Regions from separate parts of the Mus musculus genome. Here region 2 is linked to region 1. A link is a loop called in an ENCODE intact Hi-C map of the cell type or tissue named here. Cell type or tissue: left cerebral cortex. All regions are shown on one strand. Each heading gives the region's core, and the rest is flanking DNA. Links, peaks and the distances in the headings are about the cores only.

Region 1 (7,575 bases), core at 1,741-4,240:
AGGAGAGCCACCGAAAAGCCAGGAAGCCTAAGCATAAACAAAGGTGAGTGCTGTCTCTGCCGGCTCTAATTAGTACCCCTAAGAGTTTCCATTCAGCTAATAATTATTTGTAAAAGAATACCTCCACACTGAGAACAGCCAGCTCCCCACCCACCCGTGAGAGGGAGCAACTGAAGCCTCTCAGACTAAGATAGGAAGGACAGGAGGAAGAGGTCGGCATCTCAAAATCAGTGAGTGGCCTGGAGATTAGAGCCGCCCAGAAGTGGAATGAGGCTTTTGCCCAGTTCATCCATTTCAGCATTTAGAGCTAACAAGTTTTCCTTACAGCTCTGTCAGGAAGAGAGGGGAACTCAGATGGGCACCTTCCAAACCACGAGCTGGTTTCCGTGAACATTTTCCTCCCTGAAGGTTTTAAACTACCAGGGTGGGGAGTGGGAAAGGAAGGAAGCCAGCATGTCTTCCTACCCTGGCTTCAGTCGCAGGTGATCAAGAAGCACCGTGAGGCCCACTCTCAAACTCTCTACATTTGGTTTTGTTCCCAAATAAAACCAGTCACCGTTCAGTCAGAAGGCTGAGGCAGAAGGGTCATGAGAACAAGGTCAGCATGGGCAGTACACTCCTGTCTCTTACAGAAATACACTAACACATTTGTGTGCTGCCTGCCCTGTGCCATCCCTGCTCACAACATCCTGACAGAGGTCCTCGGCACGGAAATGGCACAAGTGATCAGCCGGGAACACTTAAAACTACTTTGCTGTTTTTACAATCTTCCTGGGGACTTCCTGAAATTCCCACATTAGTGATTTCATTACTCGTGTATGTAAAACACCTTTGTGAATGTATCAAAAACAAGTTTATTGAGCCAGGTGTGGTGTGTAATTCTAGCACTTGGGAACTGAGGCAGGATAACTGGCATGAGTTCGAGGCCCAGCCTGGGTTACATAATGAGCTGCAGACCAGCCGAGACTACTGAGTGAGATCACCTTAATGCCTCCCATCCCCACCAAGTTTTCCCACAGAATACTTTGATTTTATAATATATCTACATTTGTTATGCTATTTATTATATACATGCATGTACATACTCGAATACGTGAGGATGCACGAAGAAATGTTCTAATGGGGAAAAAATGAGAACTACCTATCCACAAGGATCCTGCCAATTAGTACAGCAAGGTAGTTAGCCACAAAAGCTGCAAAAGACACAACCCTGGGGAAGGCTGTCAGGAGTACACTTAGAGATTGAAGAGAAAGACAACCAGCCACAGCCATTCAGACACTCACAGAACTGGCTGGCTTCCTGGATTCACCAAGATATTAATAACCCTTTGATAACCAGCCTCTAGTTTTAAAAACAAAGAGAAGGTTCTGGAGAGAGGACCTGGTGGTTAAGAGCAATTTCTGGGGCTGGAGAGATGGCTCAGCAGTCAAGAGCACTGACTATTCTTCCAGAGGTCCTGAGTTCAATTCCCAGAAACCACATGGTGGCTCACAACCATCTGTAATGGGATCTGATGCCCTTTTCTAGTGTGTCTGAAGAGAAAGACAGTGTACTCACATGCATAAAATAAATAAATAAATCTTAAAGAAAAAAAAAAGAGAGAGAGAACACTTCCTGTTCTTGCATAGGACCCAGAGTCAGTTCCCAGCACCACAAGGCAGACCACAACTGTCTGTAACTCCCGTTCCAGGGGTCTAGTGCCCTCCTCGGGCTCCTGGCACATAGACGGTACACAATAGGATACATACACGGAAGACAAAGCATCCACACCTTCAAGGACGGGGAGAAGAGCTGAGCTGACCTGTGTGGCACATGCCCAATAGGCAGAGGCAGGCAGATCTACCAGTATATACAGTGAGCTCCAGGCCAGTCTGTATGTGTGTATATCTAGTGAGACTCTGTCTCAAACCAAACAAAACAAAGCAAGAGAAGACTCTCAGGCATCAGGGGTGTGAGCTTCCCTAAAAGGACCAAACTCAAAGATGCTGTGGAACCCCACAGGATGACAAGACTCCGCCTTGATCTTAAGAAGCAAGAGCCAAAGGCTACAAGGGGTACTTTTATACCGAGACCACCAGCTCCACAATGGTAGGGCGTCTTTTCCTATAAGAGTTCAGTATACTGAGATGGCTTAATAGGTAAAAGTACTTGCTACCCGTCCTGACAACCTGAGTTCAACCCCACAACCTGCATGAAGAAAGAAACAAGAAAATCAATTCCCAAAAATTGTCTTCTGACCTCTACACAAGTGCTGTGGCACACTAGGACCAACACACACACACTAAATGTTAAGATGATGGTCAACAACTGCAATTCCATCACTTGGAGGCAGAGGCAAGAGAAGGCCAGCCTATTCTACATAGCAAGTTTCAGCAAAGTACAGTATACAGTGAGGAAAAGTTCTAATCTAGAAAAGTTGACAAGGTAGAAATCCTCTTTGGATTATTTTGGAGGAAGGAAGCAGGGAGCAAAGACTGAAAATAAAGCCAGCAGGGTGGGTAGCACACGCCTGTGATCAGCACTCAGGAGGCAGAGGCAGGAGGAGGCCTGTCCACGTAAGGACAGGCAGGCTGAGCCAGAGTCAGACACTGCATCAAAACAAGGAAGTGAATAATAAAGAAATGGGGAAAAAACTTATACCTACAACCAGAGGCAGCAAAGACTGCAGGAGACTCACCCATTAGAGAAAGAATTTGGTGTCCAAGAGCAAGAAGCTGAAATTCTAGTTGAACCAAACGCACAGGATTGCCAATGGTGTGGCTGACTACTGAGAAACAGAGTGGAGACGAATGAGCAGATGTGCAAACTGAATCTCACCACTTACTTCAAATAACCAGAAACCAGGTGACTGGAAGGAAGTCTCAGGTAAGCCAAGCCCTGTCAGCATCCCAGCAGGACTAGACCCAAGCTGCCCTGTGCAGCCATTCATTCTGAGTTGGAAACCAGGGCTTCGCATACGCTGAACGAGTGCTCTGCCTCTGAGTGAGCGGCCCGTGTACAGACTTCCCCCCACGTATTTCTAAGGTGACCTTGAACGCACGAGCTTCAGCTTCTTTAGTGTGGGATTACAAGTGTGCGCCATGTGCCCAGCTGCCCTCATTCTTAAAAACTTCCACTGTCTCGAAAAAAAAAAATTAACACTGCAACGAGTTAAAAATAAACACAACTTTACTATCATGTTCTTCGAGACCTAGCTCCAGACAGCCCAGAAACTATCCCCCAGTCCCCGCCCAAGCACCGTCCTCCTCCTCTGCATGCGGGCCCTCTCAGACTCACAGCCAGGCAATTCTGCACCAAATTATACATAACCTCGTGGCGCTTCCTCAAATTACATACAATGTTCCCTTTCCGCTAATTGTCTCATGTATACAAACGCCTTTTCTTCCCCAAATAAAACACACGAATTACTTAAAAAAACGAGGCTTGTTTGATTCTGTAATGGTCTATTCTCCGGTGCGGGTGCGGTGCTGCGGTTAAGCATCCAGGAAGCAGCCAGCACACTGAGCCTGAACAGCCTCCCTCCCTGATGAAGGAGCGGAGCACTGAATGCTTCCAAACCACACCCCTGTGCACTGAGCTGTGGGCCTGAGCTGTGCCCACTGCCTCACCAGCACCCTAGGATGCTCATCTAGGCAGTCGCCGGTCCACAGCTGCCAAGAGCTATCTTGGTGCTCGACCTGTGCCCCTGGCCTGCCCCACAAGCCAGCGTTCTATGGGCTCCTTTGCCGGCACCCTCCTGCCACCACTCCCGAGAGAAAGGAGTTGTTCACACAAGACCATACAACTCGGCTGGTGCCCTCATTTAATCAGGCTGCTGCAAATGGCTGGCCAAAAGCAATAAGGGCATGACTGAGAGACTGTGGGAGTTTAATATAAAAAAATTAATAAAAAAGGAGGGGGGAAGGAGAAAGGGTCTACCTTTTAATAGGGCCCTAATTACCCAACTCACAGGATCAGCCCAAATGAGATGGGAGTTTATTTCGGGTTTTTTTTTAATTATTGTTTTTTTTTATATATATATAAATTGCTGCTATGTGTTTTCTTTCCTCTGAGCAATTATGCAGTAAGTACGTAAAGAGGAGAAAAAATATTAATTAAATATAAGGTAATTGTAGAGTTGGCCTGGAGAGAATGAGTCTGAACTCTGGACGATCACAGGCTACCAGGGTTTGAAGACTGCTCAGGGGCTCCCAGAAAAGAAAGAAATAGCATAACCAGGCAGTAGGCAGATGCGCGGTACAGCGGAAGGAGCCACATTCAGAGTCCTACACAGCACAGGCCTGCAGGGCTCCCCGCACCCAGGCGTCAGGCAGCATCAGAGACTCCACGCTTCCACAGAGCTTTTCCAGTTGTGCCCCCAAAAGACAGCCTGGCCTCATGTTGAGGATGGAAAGCCAAATCAGGAAGTTTCAAAAGAGCCCGCAGCAGTAAGGGATAGAAACGGACTGCTGTGTTCAGTCTGGACTTCAGTGTAAGTCACAGCTTCTCTCTGAAAGGCTTGGAGGCAGGCCACAGAGCAAGCTCACAGGCCTGGAAGAACAGAGCATCTTCTGAAGAGCCAGGCAAAACTACAGAGTGGAGAGAGGTACCACAGACATGCTGGGATGAGCCCATCGCTGGGGACAGAGGTGACATGAGTAACAGCACCACTCCCCTGGAGACGTCTGGGAGGTACTTGGGTCCTCTGGGCCCATCTGCAGCCAGATCTATCTCGCCCTCTGCCTAGAAAGCCTTAGAACCTGCTAGAACCTGGCCCTGTTCACCGCAGCCAAGGGCTTCACGCCACCCTCTCCAGCTCGGCCGGGGAAGAGTGAAGAAAGCAGGAGACTGCCCGGGCTACGGAAACAAAGCCTGGGCAGATCGCCCCACGCTCACCGCTACCACCACTCCAAGTCAGGAAAGTCTTGGCAACGTTAAACCCAATGCTGGCGCGCCCCTAAAACTGAGCTGGTTTGCACAGAACCGGTCTTACTACCCAGCCCACAGGACTGACATCAAGTCCTGAAATGCCAAACAGTGAAAACAGGGCAGGCAGGCAGGCAGGCAGGGACTCTGGTTCAGACCACTCTGCAAACAGAGTTCCTTAGCTGAGAGCAGTGGTGTTTGTCCTCTACCTGCTGCGCTTGTGAAGCTGTGCCCGGAGAACTGTTGTGAGCAGGAAGCCAGCCTAGGCCACATAGTGAGTGCAAGGACAAACTGAGCTCCAGAGGGTGGCCCTCCTTGTTTAGAAAGAGAAAAGGTCCTTCAACCCTCAGTAGGTTTCTTTCCTATCAAGAATCTACAATACCATGGGTGCCACCCATCACAGACAGAACCACAGACCAAGCAACCCCAGAACCCTTCCTCTTACCTGGTCCTTAAAGGGCACCTCACCCCACCCCACCCCGGGTGCTTCACTGAGAAGCAAAGACTAGCTACTTCAGGTTTCTGACAGTGTGAAGCTGACAAGCAGCAACCTTGCTGTCACCTAGTCCTACTAGCAGCAGCAAACAAAGTGCCATGTGACTGTAGAGATGGGTGCTCCAAGAGGTCTTGTCACTCCCTCCTGATAAGCAGAAGTCACAAGCCAGAGGTCAGGGGCAAGGGTCACCAGGTCCTGCCTCCAAGCATGCAGGCCGCTGATTCGAGGCGCAGCCATAGGCTCCTCCAGGTCTTTCATACTTACCAGTGGCTCTCGGGGCACCACATTTTCACTTCCTGGAGGAGAGCTTGGCTGCAAAGAAAAACAGAAACAAAAGTAAGATCACAGTGCCACCTCATGGACATCAGAAAAACAGGCAGTGCACCCAGGTCGGTTCTGTTCTCCACGGGCTCCTGCAGCAGGAGCTGCGAGTCTCAGTCTGCAGACTGTTTCTGGGTTCACAGCCATAGCCCCTCATGAACAGGGCTGGTTTTTTCTCAGGAGGACCAAGGATCAGATGCAATCAGGAAGGATGTGGACCATGACAAAAAAGGCCAGAAAAAGGCCTAAGAATGGTCTACATGCTTTTCTACCACTGTCACAGATAGACTGAACTACAGAGAGAGCAAAAGTGTAGAACAAAAGGCAGCCACAGGGGGGCATCGGCAACCCACACTAAGGGGTTTTCTCTCATTGCAGCCAAGTGCCACTTTCTTTGGATTGTTTCGCTTCTGTGACAGTGTCTCCATGTAGCCCAAGCTGGCCTCCAACTCACCGTATCACTAAGTGTAACCTTAAAGCCCTGGTCCTCTTGTCTCAGCTTCCCCAGCGCTGGGATCAAAGAAATGCACCCCACCACTACTGCCCCCAGCCTACGGCACTGGCTACAGCACTGCCCATCACTAACAACCTGCTCTGGGTTAAGAAATAATCTGGTGTCAGGCTGAGAAATAAACAGAGCAGCCTATGAGCAAGCAATAGCACTGTGACCTGCCGGCCAGGCTCCCATCTGTTTCCTTCTGGGCCACAGCCTTTCTCATACCTTCAACCCTATACTGAACTAGCTAAAATTCAGAGCAAGAATAGGGTGCTAAAGCAAGACACAAATCTCCAGAAGGATGAGACAAGCGGCCGGCCTGAGTTGTGGTTAGTTTTTTACTGTTACTGACATTAAAGTCAATTTTCTACAGACAACACCCGGACAAGGGCAGCTAATGTGTATCCCAGGAGCCGGCCACCATTCTGCCTCCCAGCTAGTTCAGATGGCCTGTGCCAGCCTCCTATGAAGAGGGCAGAAGCTGAGAGAGGAAAGAGTCTAGAGAAGGTTCCTAAAGACCGCCTTACCGCACAGCTGCCTGCCACCACACACTTTATCCAGAGTTCTAGCCTATGAGCTCCACCACCCCAGAGCAGAAGGCCAGGCAGCTTGAAACTATAACTGGAGGTCAGTCCTCATACCTAGTGACCTTTCTCTCCCTGTGCCACCCTCCAGGCCTCCTTCCTGCCTCCCCTTAGATTTTCAAGTCTTAGCACAGACTGCCCTGACTGCCATGGATGCCTGCCCTCCAGTAACTGCTGGAAGGTCTTCAAGAGCTCCCTCCCTTACTCCCAAAGTACCCCTCATCTCCTCCTGCCCATCATCTCTCCTACGTAGCCATGGAGTCAACCCTCCACCTCTCTTTATCTCTGCTGCCATCACTTTGGTACAAGCTTCCAGCATCACTTGCCTGGACCACGGCAAATGCTTTCTAATCAGCTTACCTGGTCTCGTGCTGGCTCTCTTCCAATTCACTTTCCACAACACAAAACCCAAATCATTTGTAAAGGGCAACTCGATCATCTCCCTTACTTACTCATCCACGCCCATAAGCATCATCAATAGCTCCTTACTGTTCTCATAAGACAAGAACAAGTCCTCAGCGCGGTCTTGGAATCCTCCCATCTATTCTAAGCACATGTCAAGACTCTACTGCCTAACTCCCAAGCCCATCCGTAACAGACACTCTGGCTTCTGCTGTCTCTGAGGAGGGGCTTTGCACAAGCTGTTCCTTCCTCCTCTCCCAGACACTTCAGCATCATTCAGAGCCAGCTAAGGCATACACTCATACACAAGTAAACACAAACTTTAAACTTTTGTTTTTTGAGACGGGGTTTGTCTGTATAGACAGTAGCC
Region 2 (7,575 bases), core at 2,399-4,898, 210 kb before region 1:
TGGTGGAAGAGAGAAGAGCCTTTAAATGAAAATTCTTTTAAAGGCACAGGCCTGCCTCCCTCTCCCTCTCCCTCTGGGATTTGTACTTGATCTTTCTCTGCACCTACAGCCCGCCTTGTGTCTTGATCGCCACGGGAATAGGTAGCTGACCGACACTCAGAGCTGTTTCACTGTGGAATTAGAGGCTGGCAAGCCCTGGTTCTTGGTCACCACAGCCCTGTGGCTTCCTAGTGTAGCCAGGACTCGAGTTGGCCTGTCCCAGAGGTGGCTGTGCGGGGAGGGGCTTGCATCTACCACCAACAGACTGTGGGCCTGGGTCCCTGGGCCTCTGCAAGCCTTTGTCCTCCCACAACTTGGGTTTTCTCCTCTCACCCTTCCTAGGCTATGTTTTGTGCTATGGGTCTACTGTAGACACGGGTGCTCCCTGAGACTTTCCTGGGCTTATAGCCTGGCTTTGTACCAAAGGAGGGGAGGGGGTAGGTGGAGTGGCCTGCTTCTGCTGGTTCTCCCTCTGCCAGCTTCCCCTTCCCACCCTCTTGACACAGAAGGCCCAGGCTGCTGTGTCTCCTTTATCGTTTAGGCCTCCAGTTGTTTAAATGTCACCTCTTCAGACTGCCTAAAGTCACCCCATATATTCCTCAGTCACTCTCTCTGTTTGCCCTCCAAGAACTTGTGTTTCGTCGATTCCGTGGTTATGGTAACGTCCCTTTTCCAGCACCCCCATCCTTGCCTGGGTTAAAGCCGGAGCTCCACGTCCATCTCCCTTAACCAATGCTTAAGACAGAGGTTGGGCATGTGGTAGGTGCCAAGTGAGTGTTTGTTGAGTAAGGGGGTCAGAACCCTTTCCAGAGCTGGGCTAGTAGTGTCCTCAGTGTCGCTGCCTGACTGTGCACAGCAGCCTCTGTGCTGTACTGTGGCCCTCTGCAGATGTCCTGAGTTCAATCCAGGAACAGGGACCTCCAGGCTACTGGGAGGCACTCTGGATGGCAGGCAGGAAGCAGGGATCTGGCCTCGGTGAGCAGCCAGAGAGGTGGCTCCTCTGCAACATGCAGCTGAGGGGAACAGTTTTGACTAATGGAGCTAAGAGTCCTCTTGTGGCAGCCCAAGGAACCCCAATCCTTACAGCCAGGTAACTCCCGCAAGCATCTTTCTTCCCGGTATGGGAATCACACTGGAACTTCAGGGCGTGCAGTCCAGAGTCCCAGCATCCTGTATGTGGATTGTGATGCTGGCCAGCTTTTGTATGGCAGCTCTATTACCCTCTGTACAGTCAGGTGAGATCTGACTCAGTTCAACGCCACCTCTGATGATTCCCTATTCTGATGGGCGGGGATTTCTGATAGGCCCCTCCAAGCTGACAGCAGCCTTGGGCTCCGTGCCCAGCCGGAGGAGGGGAGGACCCAGAGGAGGTGAAGGGGGACACCCAGGGTTGGAGAGGGGCTGTGCCTCCACCACTAATGAAAACCGGAAACCAATTGAACAGGACAAGGTGCCCAGCCAGCAGGTTGTGGGAACGAGGGGCCTAATGGATGTGGCTAGTATACGGGAGCGGATGCCCCATTGATCGTTTAGTGGCTATATTTATCCACCTTGGGTCCCTGGCCCAGCAAGCTGGATGGTACAGGGATAAATAAATGGCCGCTGAAATATTCATGAGCTGCACATGCACATCCGTGGTCAGGGGGACTGCCAAGGGCCTTTGCTTCCTTCCTTCACCCTGTTCTGCAGAAGCCTTTCAGGAAATTCCTCCCACCTGGGCCAGGTGAAGCTTGGCCCAGCCTCGCTGGGCACTCAGCCCAGCCTACCACCTTGGGAACACCTGCACGGCCTTAGCCCCTCCCACTTGGGGCCAGGCTGATCCCCTGCCTTGCTTTGTCCCTTCCCTGCCCCATAGTGATGGATTGGACATGTGCGGCCGTGGCTGCTTGCTTGACCCTGTGTGCCCTGCTGGAGCTCTACAAGGACAGACTTGTAGCTCATTTGTTCCTGTGTTTCCCACGTGGCCTGGCATGGTGCGGATTCGACCTTGAGAGAGGGCCATTGTATGTTTGGAGGGAAGCTCAGAGGTGGTTGAGTCTCAAAGCACTGCCCTTCTTAAGCACATGACTTTACATCTCAGGACTCAGTTTCCTCATCTGCAAAATAGGCTTAAGAGCGATGTGGAAGCTGGGCAGTGGTGGCACACGCCTTTAAGACCAGCACTCAAGAGGCAGAGGCAGGTGGATCTCTGTGAGTTTGAGGCCAGCCTGGACTGAAGAGAGGGTTTCAGGACAGCCAAGGCTACACAGAGAAACCCTGTCTCAAAACAAAACAAAACAAAACAACAAAACGAAAAACAAACCCAAAAACAAAACAAGCAAACAAAAAGAGCAATGGGGAATGTTGGATTGTGGACCTGGGCCTGCTGGAATTGGAAGCCAGGTGCAGTTGGCTGAGAGAAGAATTCTGGACCTGTCTAGGCTGTTGAATCAGCCTTTCCCAGGGAGGGGCCTGGAAACCGCACAGATTTACCCTGCTTCTCAGAAACTTCCTGCTCACTAGAGTTCAGATGTTCTAAGTTTGTGGCTCTCGTTACCTCTGTCTTGGTAGCGCTTGGCCACCAGCAGCTCAGTGACCTCCTCTATGCTATCCAGACTCTGAGACATTGGGCCAGGAATGTGAGAGACAGAGAATGACTCTGGAGCACTTGGCTACCAGATATTATGGTGAATCTGCCTGGCCGGGGACGGCATAGGGGCGGGCATCAGAGCCTGGCTGAATCCTGCCCAGCAATGCTCCAAGCAAGGCTGGAGATACTGCCTGTCTGCAACAGGTTGGGACCAGGCGTCAAGAGCACCAATGCGTCCTGGGTAATGGTTAGAGGCTAGCCCAGGAAGGCCTGGACACAGTGTCCTTTGGGATCTGCCTTTAACTCTTCAATTCTTCCCCCACTGAAGGAAGGTCCCTGTGGTGGAGAGGGTGCCATTGATACAGGCCAGTCGCTTGGCAAGATCTGGCTGAACTAGCACATTTTCAAGCATATGTGCCCATAGCTACCCATAACCGCAAGGCCTCTGCCTCTGGGTGCCTAGAGCTCACGCTGTCACTTTGGTGACACAGAGACCTGTGCTGCCTGCCTGTTGGGTTGCACAGGACCGGTCCTTTGGTAAGTAGATGGCCATGACTTGAAAACTGCCTGACCCCATTTAAGGAGTGAGGGTTAAACTGGCCATCTGCTGTGAGTCCCTGAGGGCTCAGAATATAGAGAGAGGAGTCTTCGAGCCTGGGTGAAGACAGAACTACTGTCCCTGGCACTCAGCGAAGAGGCGCCTGCCAGCCCACCCCCTCCCCCAGCCAAAGTTTGATCCAAACAGGAGCAAACTTTGGGGACCGCCTTGGCGCTGCATGGAGCCAGGCTGAGCCTGCGAGTGGCAGCGAGAGCAGAGGGAGGCAGCCCAGGCAGCCCTGGCGCCTGACTCCACGGTCCCAAGTCCCCTCCCTGAGCTCCCGGTCCGCGCCCGCGTTTCCAGGCGCCTCTCTAGTCAGCTCAGAATGCAGCTTGGGGCCCGTGGCGGCTCAACCTTTCCCTCTCCCAGAGCCCCGGTCTAATCAACCCCTATAATTTATGCAGAAAATATGATTTATATTTAATTTCACCACACTTGCATTGTTAATTTGAGATGTAATTAACCCGTCGCCATGACAACTAATTTTGTGATGCCGTAAATTACCGCCGTCTTTTCATCAAAATTCAGTTACTTTGGCTCCTGTGTGCAATGTACTGATGCAATTAGGTTGCTAAGGGCAACTCAAAAGTGTTCAATTTCTTTTGTGCAACTGCACTGGGATAGAAGCTCCCTTGCGTCCTCCCAGGGTCCCGTCGGCCATGGGCAGGGGAGCTGGGGGCGAGCGGCCGCCCTAGAGGAATGCTGTTGGAAAAGGCGGACTGGGTGGGCGCCTGCTGCCTCTGCTTCTCTGCCTCGCACCCGCTTCTCTCAGTAATTGTTTTTAAACAGTGGCCCCTAGATATATGCCCCAGTTCCCCGCCACAGGATCACAGGGCTGCGGAAGGGTTTCAGCGGCTCTGACTCGGGCCGCAGACTTTCCTGTCCCAGGTAGCCAGGCGGTTCACCCAGAAAGAGCCAAAGCCACCTCCCCTTTCTTCTCTCCTGGTGTCTAACTTGTTTATATAGATCTTTCCCTCTCCCTCTCTCTTTCTCTCCCTCTCTCTCTCCACTTTTTTCTTTATTTAAAACAAAAACCCTCTGTGTTGCTTTTGTCACGTTAATTCCCATTTTGCCAACACCAGGGGCCCAGGCAGACGAGTTACCAAGGAACACAAAATTTTAATTAGTGTATTTTAATCATTCAGGCTTTCCGAGCTAATCCACACGCCCTAGAGAATTCCCGAGATGCAGCTCTGCCCTGCTTTACCATTTATTGTTGAGTCTATTATAATTACTGTTAGCAGGTGGGGACTGGGAGATGTTTATTATGAGTTTTTCATCTTTAGTATAATTACCGAAAAAAACAAAATAAAAAGATGTCGTTGTATTTTGTTTCCTAGAATTCTTTTTTTTTTTTTTCCAGGGGAGGGCATGGCTGTGGGGTTTTTTGTTTTGTTTTTTTGCCTTCTTCTTTCCAGGCAGGTAGGTGAGTTAAGAGTTTTAGTGCCAGAAGACTCTTTAAGTTCAGCGCCGAGCCCTGTTCCATACGCGATAGGCCCAGGAAAGTAGAATGGCTGCCAGCTCTGATGGACATCTGCTTTCTGAGGTCCCAGCTGTTGAGAGTAAGGTCTGAGGCCAATCGGCTGAGAGTACTGGTAGACCTACTTTGTGCTGGTGACTCTCTGGGTCTGCTCTGTCTAGAGAGCTGGCCAAAGCGCACCTGTTGGAGGTGGGCCTAAAATGCTGAGCAGTTATAAACTGGCTGTTAATATTTATTAAGTGTGTAGTACGTACCAAGCCTCACATTGTCTTCTTTAGCTGCATAGTTTTGCTAAATCCCTCAGCCCCACTCTGAAGCAGATACCAGTGTCAGTCAGATCCTATTTTACGTGGGAAGGCCAAAATGCACATTCCCAAGCTAAGAAGCAGCAGCAGGGAATTTAAACCTCAGAGCCCAGGCTCCCTCTCACTACACCACAAGCAGATCTTCCAGGTCTCATCAGAGACACCTCCTCCCAGAAGCCTTCCCGGATTTCCGGAGGCTGAGGCGTGTGCTCCTCGGATAGGTAGATGCCTGGTGACTTCTCCTAGGGCCTGACTGTCAGGAGGGTGGAGAGTTCCTGCCACTATCTCTGTTGAAGCCCAGCAGCTGAGGCCTCTAGTACAGGGGCAGCTTTTAGGAAGTGTGTAGGGGTAGGTGGGTGTGCAGGTGGACCTGGTATCATGGTGCACTTGACCCACTGCAGTTCCTGGATCTCTGCATGTGAACATCCCTCTGAAATGCCACTCTTAGCAGAAGCCAGGGGCTGAGAGTTTCTGATTCCCACTGGAAAAGGTAGCTTAAGGACCTAGGTCAAGGGTAGGTCTCATCCTGGAAACTCTGTGTGATGCAAACCCTTAATTGGCTTCTTTGTCCCAAGGATGGACGAGGACACAGGCACACGTGTACACACACACACACACACACACACACACACACACACGTACACACATACATACACATACACATGCATACACACACATACACATGCATACACACCGTATGGGGATCTAGAGCTTCTCCCTTCCTTCCTTCCTTCCTTCCTTCCTTCCTTCCTTCCTTCCTTCCTTCCTTCCTTCCTCTCTCTCTCTTTCTCTCTCTCTCTTTCTCTTGTTTTCAAATAGTTTCCCCTCTAATTGATGATTTTCCAGTTTTTCTGGAAACTTGCACACCTCTGCACTAGCACCCAGGTTGGCGCTGAAGGCCTTTAACTTTCCCAGAGAGCATGGAGCAAAATGCCTTGGAGCTGGCCTCTGCTCCTTTCCAGCCTGCTTCCCCAGGGAAGGAGGGGCGGGTAATTAGCACAGCCCTGGGAAAGGGCCCAGGGCGAGCTGCTGTTACACACTGGTGGCAGGACTCCCTGTTAAGCTCTGAATTCTTGGGTGCTCCCACCCCCACTCCCACCCCCACCCCAGCTCCTTTTCACTCTTATCAGAGCAGGGTTTACCCAGCACCACCTTCCCCTGGGAGACCAGAGTGGATCAAGCCAAGAGTGGACATGGCCTACTCTCCCCAAGGTCTTTAGATATTGGCCAGCAGTGTGTAGCATCTGACCTGCCTGAGCCTATACACTCCTCAAGGTCCCCATCCTGCCAAGTGGTATATAGATTATCTCAAATCTGAAAATACTCTAAAATCTGAAACCTGAGTGCATCCATGATGCCTCACAGTCGAAGGCAGCGGCATTTAAAATATCGCTGGCCATGTAGCCCAGTTGGCAAAGCTCAGGCTCTGCATGGGTGGCACCTTGGACCTATGTCCAGCACTGCATAAACTGGCAGTAGAAGCTGGAGGGTCAGAGTTCAAGGTCATCGGCTAGCTAATGAGTTTGTGGCTAGCCTGGGCTACATGAGGCCTGGGGGGTGGAGGAAGAGGGTTAGTGAGACAGCTTATCTGGCAAAAGTGCTTGCAGCCAAACCCAAACCTAAATTAGATCCCCAAGACCCACACAGGAGAAGAAGAGAAGGTGCTGGAAAGTCTGGAACGTGTCGGCCAACTCCACACGCTCACTGTGGCATGTGCTACACTGACACTCATACAATTTTCTTTTTAATTTAGTTAGAAAAAAATTGAGACAGGATCTATGTAGCCCTGGCCGACCTGGAACTCTGTATGTAGACTAGGCAGACATGGAACTCTCTGTGTAGACCAGACTGGCCTAGAGTTCACAGAGAACTGCTTGACTCTGCCTCCCAAGTGTAAATTAAAAAAAAAAATGCCTGTAAAATAATAAACAATTTTTTTTAGAAAAATAATGCCAGGAAGGAAGAGATGAGGGGGAGAAGAGGGAAAAGGGAAGGGAGGAGGGAAGGGAGGGACGGAGGAAGGGTGGAAGAAGGGAGGGGCTGTGTGTATAAATTATGTATTAGCACAATGAGTTTCATTTAGTCTTTAGTACCCTCCTCAAGATATCTCATGATATATGTAAAATTCCTGAAGTCCAAAATCATCTAAAAATCTAGAAGTACTTTCACTTCCAAGCATTTCTGAAAAGTTTTCCACCTGCATCTCCATAGGAGATGGTGTTTTCCTCAGATGCCCCAGTGGCCTCAGCTAAGCAAGCCCTTGCCCTCAGTGGAATGAGAAAATTGTCCCTGCTGGTCCTCACTATAATCTCAGGGCATCAGTTGGCCTGGGGTGATCTATTACAGTGGCTTTCAAATGTGATGGACCCTTGGAATTATTTCTTTTCTCTCTCTCTCTCTCTCTCTCTCTCTCTCTCTCTCTCTCTCTCTCTCTCTCTCTCTTTCTCTCTCTCATATGTGTTGTGTTTGGTTTGTTTTTTTTTTTTTTTTTCATTTTTGGTTTTTCGGGACAGGGTTTCTCTGTGTAGCCTTGGCTGTCCTGGAACTCACTTTGTAGACCAGGCTGTCCTTGAACTCAGAAATC

Evidence for each region. A loop is a pair of places that touch in the nucleus more often than their neighbours do. Peaks named below come from ENCODE experiments on the same cell type or tissue, not always from the same donor. Only the 100,000 strongest peaks of a DNase experiment are listed, where the experiment ranks them.
Region 2: it touches region 1 in a loop (3-fold over the local background); 1 of 42 quality-filtered maps calls a loop at or near these places.

The regions. Positions count from the first base shown.
Region 1 is chr4:149,070,354-149,077,928 of GRCm38, forward strand. It overlaps Pex14 (peroxisomal biogenesis factor 14), which reads right to left. Exons shown (of 9, transcript NM_019781.3): 2 at 5,667-5,714. Among named protein-coding and RNA genes, the nearest start is that of Gm46722, 24 kb to the right of the region's middle. In left cerebral cortex, for the core only: no CTCF peak of the experiment used is centred there; a DNase peak (open chromatin) is centred at 3,284.
Region 2 is chr4:148,856,497-148,864,071 of GRCm38, forward strand. The region is part of intron 2 of Casz1 (castor zinc finger 1); the gene reads left to right. Among named protein-coding and RNA genes, the nearest start is that of Gm42352, 11 kb to the right of the region's middle. RefSeq lists an enhancer at 2,975-4,460. In left cerebral cortex, for the core only: no CTCF peak of the experiment used is centred there; a DNase peak (open chromatin) is centred at 3,580.